2 separate regions of the Mus musculus genome follow, and region 1 is linked to region 2. A link is a contact called in ENCODE Hi-C or POLR2A ChIA-PET data. All regions are on one chromosome and are shown on one strand. Each heading gives the region's core, a stretch centred on a gene start or an enhancer-like site at or near the end of the contact. The rest is flanking DNA. Distances are from core to core; before and after follow the strand shown. Region 1 holds the start of Prxl2a (peroxiredoxin like 2A). Region 2 holds the start of Tspan14 (tetraspanin 14).

What was found. A loop is a pair of places that touch in the nucleus more often than their neighbours do. ChIA-PET counts read pairs that join two places held with the same protein, here RNA polymerase II (POLR2A).
Region 1: a map of left cerebral cortex shows a loop between it and region 2 (2.5-fold over the local background). The contact joins the promoter of Prxl2a here to the promoter of Tspan14 in region 2. A Hi-C loop is called at or near these places in 7 of 37 maps with a recorded cell type or tissue (CH12.LX, T-helper 1 cell, T-helper 2 cell and 3 more). POLR2A ChIA-PET finds 5 or more read pairs at or near these places in 3 of 5 experiments (Patski and embryonic stem cell).

The regions. Positions count from the first base shown.
Region 1 is chr14:41,010,770-41,015,124 of GRCm38, reverse strand. It overlaps Prxl2a (peroxiredoxin like 2A), which reads left to right and starts at 1,292. Exons shown (of 6, transcript NM_027464.4): 1 at 1,292-1,427.
Region 2 is chr14:40,964,453-40,968,943 of GRCm38, reverse strand. It overlaps Tspan14 (tetraspanin 14), which reads left to right and starts at 2,048. Exons shown (of 9, transcript NM_145928.2): 1 at 2,048-2,168.

The sequences.
Region 1 (4,355 bases), core at 43-2,542, 47 kb before region 2:
CCAGCCTAGCTCCAGGTTCTGAGTATCAGAAGTACATCATTCCGATCTATCAGGAGGCACAAGGACTCTGCTCTTTCCCAGCTGTCAGATAACGCGTATTTGTCTCTGTTTACCATAGGGTGGAAAGTTAGTTGACTGCTGGAATAGCTAATTTTATGTCAACCTGACACAAGCTGGAGTCTGGAGAGGAGGGACTGAGAAAACGCCTTCATAAAATCAGAATGTAGGCAAGCCACCAAGCAGCACCCTTCCACAGTCTGTTTATCAGCTCTGTTGCCAGGTTTCTGCCCTGTTTGAGTTCCTACCCTACTTCCTTCAGAGATGGGCTATGATGTGGAAGTGTAAGCCAAATAAGCCCTTTCCTCTCCAATTGGTTTTTGCTCGTGGTATTTCATCATAACAATAATAACCCTAATTAGGGCAGCTCCTGACTACCTACATAACAGGAAAGCAGGGCGGGGTCTCCATCCCCATCCCCCACCCCACCCCCTTTTAACTTTTTGTCTAGGGTAACACACAGTTCTACAAGATAGTAAAATAAAAACTGTCTTACCCTCCTTAGTCTCTTGAATTTGTTATTACATAGCAAGAGTCTTGCTTCTTACAGTGAGAAACATGAGGGGAAGGTAAAGATGTACTAGGACAGCCTAGTCCTCTGGCCAGGTGTCAAGTCCCACACAGGTGGATACCCCCAATGCACACAGGACAGATGACCACTTCTGACCAGCGTGCCTGTCTGGCTGCTGTAATACTTCTTTGCAAACTGCTCTGTGATCTCTTTCTGACTGTCTCCCACTCCCCCACCTTTAACTATTCTGTGAGTTAATCCTGTTTCTTTTGACTACAGCTTTGATACGACAGTAATGAACACTTATTACAGGAGTGAGAAAAATGGGTAAAAGCCAGGCATGGCGGTGCACGCCTGTGATCCCAGCCCCTGGGGAACTGTGGCAGGAGGATGAACAATTCCAGACCAGTCTGAGCTACATTAAGCAACCAACCACGTTAGAGTATTAAGACAAGCCTGTCACAGGGTTGCTCAAAGAAGCTAGAGGAGCTGGTATTATCCTTAGAGCCAGTTCTCAGCTGGTTTTCTTCATTCTAATAACCAGCATTTGGGGGTGAAGATGGACGCTGGGACATCTACCCCACAAAGCCACGCTAGTTCCAAACTAGCTCCGTGGAAATCAGCGAGCAAAGAAGTGCCCGAAGGCGACCCAGTTCTACCCAGTCCCCAGTCTGGAGCTGCGGGGGCGTGTCTGTCACGTGAAAGTGGCGTGGTGGCGTAGGCGCTGAGCTGCGCAGGCGCGGGGAGACCTTAGTCTCACCCGCCCTCAAAACTGCACTACAACCGAGGAGGCACCTGCGTCCGCTGGCGCAGCTCAGGGGCCAGTGAGGTCCACGGAGGCGGGGTCCTTGGGGCGCAGGTGAGGATCGAGGCAGGCCAGGGACCGCGGAGACTAGATGCTGGATAGAGGATGTGACCCGATCCTCTCCAGGTACCGCTCTCCGATGTGCCCTCAGCCCACCACAGCGATCAGGACAGACTCCACGCTTGGGGCCCAGAGACCCCTGTCCCGGAATGGCGCTGGCGGCACCCAGCAGTCTGAATCGTTGGGACAGAGGACAGAAAAACTCTTGCCCACCCAGATGTTTGAATTGTTGGGACAGAGAACTGAAGGAAAAAAAAAAAAAAACAAAAACGTTTGCCCACCTCTCAGGAAGGGGCATCCACCCAACATGGGCTAGGCTGAAGGCTGCCAGGGGTGGCCGTGGCTATCCAGTTTCGGTATTGGGGTGTCCTGTGAGGAAGTCTCTGAGATACCTGCTCCTCCTTCTCTTCTAAGGGTTACAAACCTTTGCCTTAGAAAGCTCCGTTGTAAATTTCAAACCGCTGCTGAGGTGTGGTAATGAGATAATCAGAGCTCCAGGACAGCCCATCCTCCGAATTGTTAGGTTGTTGGAGTTGGTGAAAATGGCCCAAGGGAGAGCAAAGTTAAGGTCCAACCTGGCAGGGTTTGCATGGGAAGGTGACAATCCGAGTCTCGCTGCCACCGTGCCTCCAATGTTTTCACAGCCCTGTTACCTAGATTTTTGGTTTTATTTTTACTTCAACATTTCTTGTCTTGGAACTTGGTAAATGATTTATGTGAAAAGAAAATACTCATTGGATGTTTTGTTTCGAGACAGGGTTTCTCTGTGTACCTCTGGCTATCCTGGAACTCATTCTGTAGACCAGGCTGGCCCCAAACCCAGAAATCCTCCTGCTTGTCATGGAGCCCTGCTAATAGAATCTGGGTCCTCACAAGATACTCATCAGAAAATCCTTTGTTTCAAATATTTGGGGTGATCAATGAGTAATCCAGAAATAAGTAAGAATTTAACATCTCTGGCAGTCTTTGCAAAGAGCTTATAGCATCTTCAGTGATTCATCTCTGTAGAAGGTGATTAGGAAATTGTTCCCATTTTGCTAATGTGAAACATGGCTGGTCCAGGCTCATGCAACTTGGTTCTTCTCGTCCGACCTTTCCTTGGTGTCCTTCCTTATAAGGGATGGCATTTACCTGAGACCCTTTGTGTTGTCCCTGAAGGGGTACAAAGCACTCTACCCCACCTCTTTCCCCTTTTCTTCTTGAGGGGGTGGGCCTTATGTAGTTCAGGGTAGCTTTGAATTTCCCGGAGGCTTTCTTTGAATTTGCAGTCCCCCTGTCTCTGCCTCCTGATTGCTGGGATTGCAATGATCATTTCAAGCTTGTGTGGCACCAGAAGGTTTGTTTGGTGAGGTCTGGAATTTTAAGGTGCATACGATTTCATTAGTATCCCAGATTAAAAGCAACTCTCCTGCTAGTTGGCTATCTGCTTCTTTGAAATGCTAAGCTCAGAGTCTGCTTGGACAGAGTCTTAATGTGGCAGGACCTGTCCAGCGTTGCTGTGGAAGAAGCCAGCCTCACCCATGAGCTCTTTGGCCCTTGCCAAGGCAGATTGAAGTTGAGCAGTAACCTTTGCCTTTGGCACTACCAGGAGCAGTTGTGGGAGAGCCAAAGAGTTAACTCAGAGTATGTGCTGTGGAGAATGTGGACGTAAGGCAGGACTCCCCCGGGCCTGGAACTTTCACCCAGAAAGCTGACTTGCAGTAACACTGCTGGAGAAATTGTTCTATTCTTTTTTGTTGTTGTTGTTGTTGTCTGTTTTACCTTCCTAGGACAGTGAGTGAGTTCATCTGAACCCTGCAAAAGATAAAGACCACCCAGTGAGGTGGCCTATGCCTAAAATTGCAGCACTAAGGAGGCTGAGGTAGGAAGGTGGCAAGTTCTAGGCTATCCTAGGCCTTTCCTTTTTAAAAAAGGAAAAAGAATAAAGAAAATGAAAACCATAACGAAGCATTTCCAGTTTCCTAGAGCGCTGCTGTGTTTCATGTTGGTCTTCTCCAACACGTGCCACCACTGGATGCAGCTTGATTTTTAGAAGATCTTATGGTGATAAGCAAGAAAACGGTCTCTGGGGGCCAGAATGAGAGTTAGGATTTGGTTGCCGGAACCCAGTGTTTTTTGGACATTTGTCCTCATCTTCCTGTCCATAATATTCATATGACTTGAGAGAACGGGTCTTCTAAGCCAAGGCAAGAGGCTGAAAAGTCAGCAGAATGCCCAGGTCTTTGGAGGGGACCAGTTCTCGTAGGAAAGGACTTCCCCGCCAGCTATACCCCTCACTCTAAGTTGTGTCTCTGAGTGTGTTGTCTTATTCTCCTCTGATCATACGTTCACATTCTGACTCTTAGCATCTGGGTGAAGGGTGGGAGAGAGGCAGGCACTCACCCCAGACAACAGAACTGTCTGTGACAAATGAGTGCAGGCCACTGCAGTGGCCAGTTCCACGGGTGCTTGTGGGAGTTCTCTGCTGTCTCTCACTGTGACCGTAACCGCTAAGCTGGCATTTTCAATGGCATCCAGACTTAACAGGGCCTTGTCACTGTTTATAGGAGAAAAATGCAGACCAGCTTCTCAGTAGAGAATGGTCCTTAAGAAAACATTTGGCATTGGTTTGTGAGCTGCCTGGGGGAGACTGGGGTGCTCTCTGGACACCAGGCCACATTCAGGAGGAATCTTGCTCAGCTTGTTCCGAGCCAATGATCAGGTTTCAGCACCAGCTTTTCTGATGGCAATGCATGTGCATATTGTCCTGGCTTTAGGTGCCTGGTTCATGGCAGGCTGTGTAGGACCTTGAGGATCTAAAGCAGAGTAAACTGTTATGGAATGGGGATTGGATCTCAACGTAGACACCGATGTCCTTCTTACCCATGTGACTTTGGGCTAGCCAGCTTCTCTGGGTCTTAGCTCTTCATTTACTCAATGAAA
Region 2 (4,491 bases), core at 799-3,298:
TTATCCTGAAAATGGATTTCCTCCAGGCCAGCCCACCCAATAAATGAGGCACTGTTTGCCCACTCACAGAAAGACACTTAAAAGCTATTCCTCTTTTTTTTTTTAAACATTTCCTCCTCCTGTATCTGGTCTTTTTGGTCTTAGATCCAAAACATTATCTCTCAGGTATTCATCTTAATACACCCGCCATTTCAGTTTCAAACTTCCTCCATACTTGGCTTGGATTAAGGTAAAAGTTTAATTGGCTCACTGCTTTTAATTTTTGTCTGACAACTACTACATCTACTCTTCTCACAGCAGCAAATTAGAATGCTGGTCTTTTCCATAAACCCTTCAAAGGCTTAACTAAACAACAACAACAAAACAAAAACAAAAAACAACAACAAAAGATACTCAGTCCTTTGACACAGTGTGTAGGCCTGTTCTGTCCTGGTCTTGATCTTCACTCCATCCCCAGTAGCCTGACAATAGCCATCTAGTTTTCTTTGAGCTCCTTGACGCATCAGAGCGTGGCTCTTATCAAAGCCTTGGCACCTCTGCTCTCCACTTGTACTTTCTGGACCAACTGCCACCCCTACCCCCCACCCCCTCTTCTAACTCTTCACTCCTTTGCTTTCAGTTTCAACATCAATCTCTCTCTCACCTTTCCCTTCCACATGCTCACTTTATCCCTGGGCTTTTGTCTTGTCTCAGCATTGATTTCATCTTGAAATGATTTGTCTTTTCTACTAAACAGTAACTATGTGGAGGGAGAGGTTTCAGGCTGCTGCACTCCCCAGGATAATTCAAGACCTGGTGCCCACACATCAGACACCCAATCATGCATTTTGGTTAGTTAGAGGTGACAATATGGACAGGTTTCCTTGCCAGAGAGGTCCTTGAGCTATCTGGCATATTCTAGAAACAGGCTACATCCCCATTGTTAAATAACCACAACTAGCAGCAGAAAGGTACATTCTATTTCCAGATTTTCTTTTTCTCTTTACAATGAACTTAACCTGTTGGCTGCGTGTGTTAAAAACATAGCCCCAGTCTTATGCCACTTTTGTATAGCCCAAGAGGAGCAGATCTGTCCCTCAGCTCCCGCAAATCTACACGAGTTTACCAAGCAGGACAAGGTTATGCTTTGCTCTATTGACAAGCAGATCTAGGCTGGGACGAGATCGGCCTTTTTATCACAGCAGTGTGGACAGCACTGTAAATCTATCTGCCTGTCCTGTGACCTTCCACTTCCAAGAATCAGCCCAGCCATCTCCTCAGCATAAAGGTGATGAGCAAATCTCAGCAGGACATCCAAAGGAAGCTTGGTATTTTTAGCACCGAGACTGGAAGGAGCGAGTGTTTACGGCTCAGCTGTAAAGAAATCTCAACCACCGTTTCTAGAAAACTACCCGCACACACTGGCTCCCAAGGCTGGGCAGGAATGCCTTCCATCTTAAAACCAGCCATTTCACCAATCTTCTTCCACCTCTCAGCCACCTCGAGCATCCCTTGACACAGGCATCTTGTAACTCGCATTTCTCCCTGGCTCGGCTCCCGCCGGGTTAAGAGCTAATACCAGAGGAGCATTTGCGCGGCGTAACTTGGCCGAGCGCTCAACTCTGCGGCCACAAGCGATCGACTTCGCCAGCGTCCGGGAGCCACAGAGAGGGCGGAACCGGGTAAATCCCGTTTGGGGCACCGCCCAGAGCCGGACAAAGGGGCGGGTCAGCGATCCGCCTCATTACCTATGGATGACCATTTGTAGGGCGGGGTGCACGGTAGGGGGTGGAGCACGGCGACCCGGGGGCGGAACACAGGCGGGGCGTAGAGAAGGCGTGGTGATCAATGTGGGAGGGGCAATCAGCGGTGGGATGTGGGCTGATAGCACAGTGGGGCGGAGCGAGCGGTGAGAGCCAGGCCTGGGTGGGGGGGAGGAGCGAAAGATGGGGCGGTTCCTGCATGGGGAGGAGCAAAGAGCGGGGGCGGGGCTTGGGTGCGCCAGACGCACTGGGCGGCTGAGCGGTGCGAGGAAGCGGCGCCTCTTTTTTCGCCGCGGCCCCGCCCCTCCGCGCCCCGCCCCCGCCGCTCGGACGGCCCGAGTCGCGCCCTCCCGCTCGGAGCTGCTGAACTTGCTCTAACTTCCTCGGCCAACCGGGCCGTGCTGCCGCCGCTGCTGCCGCGCCCGGGTAAGTAGAACGCGTGGCCTCGCTGAAGCGTCGGGCCTGTCTTTATTGTCTCGGGCCGGCCCTCGTGAGCGTCCTCTCGGGACAGCGGCTGCTCCCCGCGTTCCTGCTCGGCCCCTGGACTCCCTTGGCTGGCGGGGGCGGCCCCGCGGGTGGCGCGGGCTTTGTCTGCTGAGACCGCCCGCGAGCTCTGGAGGCCGCGGCCGGGACCCCGCTGAGCCGAACTGGGGCGCTGTATCGAGTGGGAGGCGCGGCGGGCTACCCGGAAGGTGTGTCTGCTCCCGGCTGCTGCCTGGGCTCTGTCGGTCCTCACCTGCGAACCCAGCGGAAGGCTCTTTATTCAGCTCCGGTCCCGGATGAGGGGACGGTCGCCCAGCCCCCACCCACCCTGAATGTGCACGCTGTCGCGGGGTCCCACGCTGTCCGGCAAGAGTTTAAGGAGGTGGCGATCCTGGCTTCTCGGTGCTAGTCGCTAAAGGCTGTGTTTGGGAGCAGAGCCCGACCCCTGACCTAGCCCGAGGTTTGGCCAAGTTGTGATTCTGGCTCAGCCTAGGTTGGAGCTCCTGTATTCCCTTCCCTCCCGGGCGTGCAGTGCAGAGGGTGGGCAGAGTGCACATTTGGGGACTTCGGCCCCTGAACCACTGAAACTCCTGTCTGGAGGACTGAAACTTGGTCTCCAGTGAGAGGCAGTCAGAATCCTCAGAACTCAGTGTCTTCAGCCAGTGCCTGCCCGGAGCTGGTTGCAGAGCCACGGTGACTGTATCAGGACACTGGTGTTCTGGGACATCGAGATGTGTTGGGCAGCGTGTGCAGGACGCTGGGCTGGAGCCTGTAGCAGGTGTGATCTCAGCTCTCTAGGTGGTCACCCCAACGGACTGGTGGATTTAGGTCAGTTGCCTGCCAAATCCTACACAGTTGTGGCTGTCAAGGGACAGTTTCCACACAGCCCCTTGGCTTCTGAGTAGAAGTTGGTGCCTGCTGAGTGCTTCCTTATTTATGAAAGGAAATCTGGGGCCCCACATTCTAACAGCTCAGAGGTTGCTGGAGACACCCTTTCTCTCAAAACTCCTCCTGGGCCCTAAAACCCTTAGAATGAAGCCCAGACTTCTGCTCTCTGGCTCCTCCCTTAGCTGTCCCCAAGTCTTTTTTTTTTTTTTTTTTTTTTTTTTTTTTTGGTGTCAGGGTCTTGTGTAACCCAGGGTTGCCTTGAATTCATGATTCTTCTCAGTCTCTTGAGGTGGAAACCTATGTCACTAGATGTATTTTACCCTTACTGTGTGTTTGTTATACACCTTTAGTTGATGACTGGCTTGATAGCATCCCTTTCTGCATTTCTGGGTCTCCTTCTTGGATCACCTAATGTGTTTCAGAGACTGGGGTGCTCTGGGCTACAGCCCATACTTTCTGGGCTCACATCTGCAAGCCTTGTGTGCTGGGCCTACAGTAGGTGCTCAGTGGTAGTTATTGATATGCACTTGATCTAGGCTTAGTTGCTTCATTTAGTCAAACATTCTTAGCCACTGCTCCTCCAGAGGTTTGTGGCTGTCCCCAAAAAAAGCTGCTGAGAGGGAAGGGTTGGCTGCCATGGGCAGATTCTCCTAAGATGTCTCTTAGGACAGCTGTGCCAGCTCATTTCTCAGGACAGGTGAGGGCTTCTTGTCACATGTTTGCAATGGAAGATGAAACTCATGCCTTGTGTGGGTGGGGGAGGAGCTTGCCCTGCAGGTTATAGAAATGAGGTGAAGTTACAAAGAGGCCAGGGTGCAGGGAAACCTTGGCTTCTCAAACCACTTCTGAGGGCCTTATCCTAGGCCACCATGTGCCTAGGGGTTAGACCTTGTTTAACTTTAACTAAAGAGTTAAACACAGTTAATTTTTACAGTGCCTAGAAATGCCAGTATGCCAGTCTTGAAAGCCCCTTGCTGGCTTAAAACCCAGTGAATTTATGAGCAAACATACATGTACATGTTTGTTTGTTCATAAATTACATGGCATAATGGTGGGTTTTTCAAGGCTTCTTAGTATTTATGGAAACATATCAAGCTACTATCCCAGCCTTACTTTTAATTGTTTAATCCTTGAAACAACTGAAACAACCCAAATGTGGTAGACATTAGCTACCTGATTTTACAAATGAGAAAACTATGGCCCAGAAAGGTCCGAGTGGTTTCCTGGAAGTCTCTCATTTAGACAGTACCTTCTTCTTGGAGGTGCTTAAGCATAGTGCTTAAGCAAGCCTGGCAGAACTACTGAGTTCTTCAGTACAGGTTTCCTTATGGCCCTGTTTCCAAAGCGTCTTACCCATCTAGCGTGATAGCTACATGCC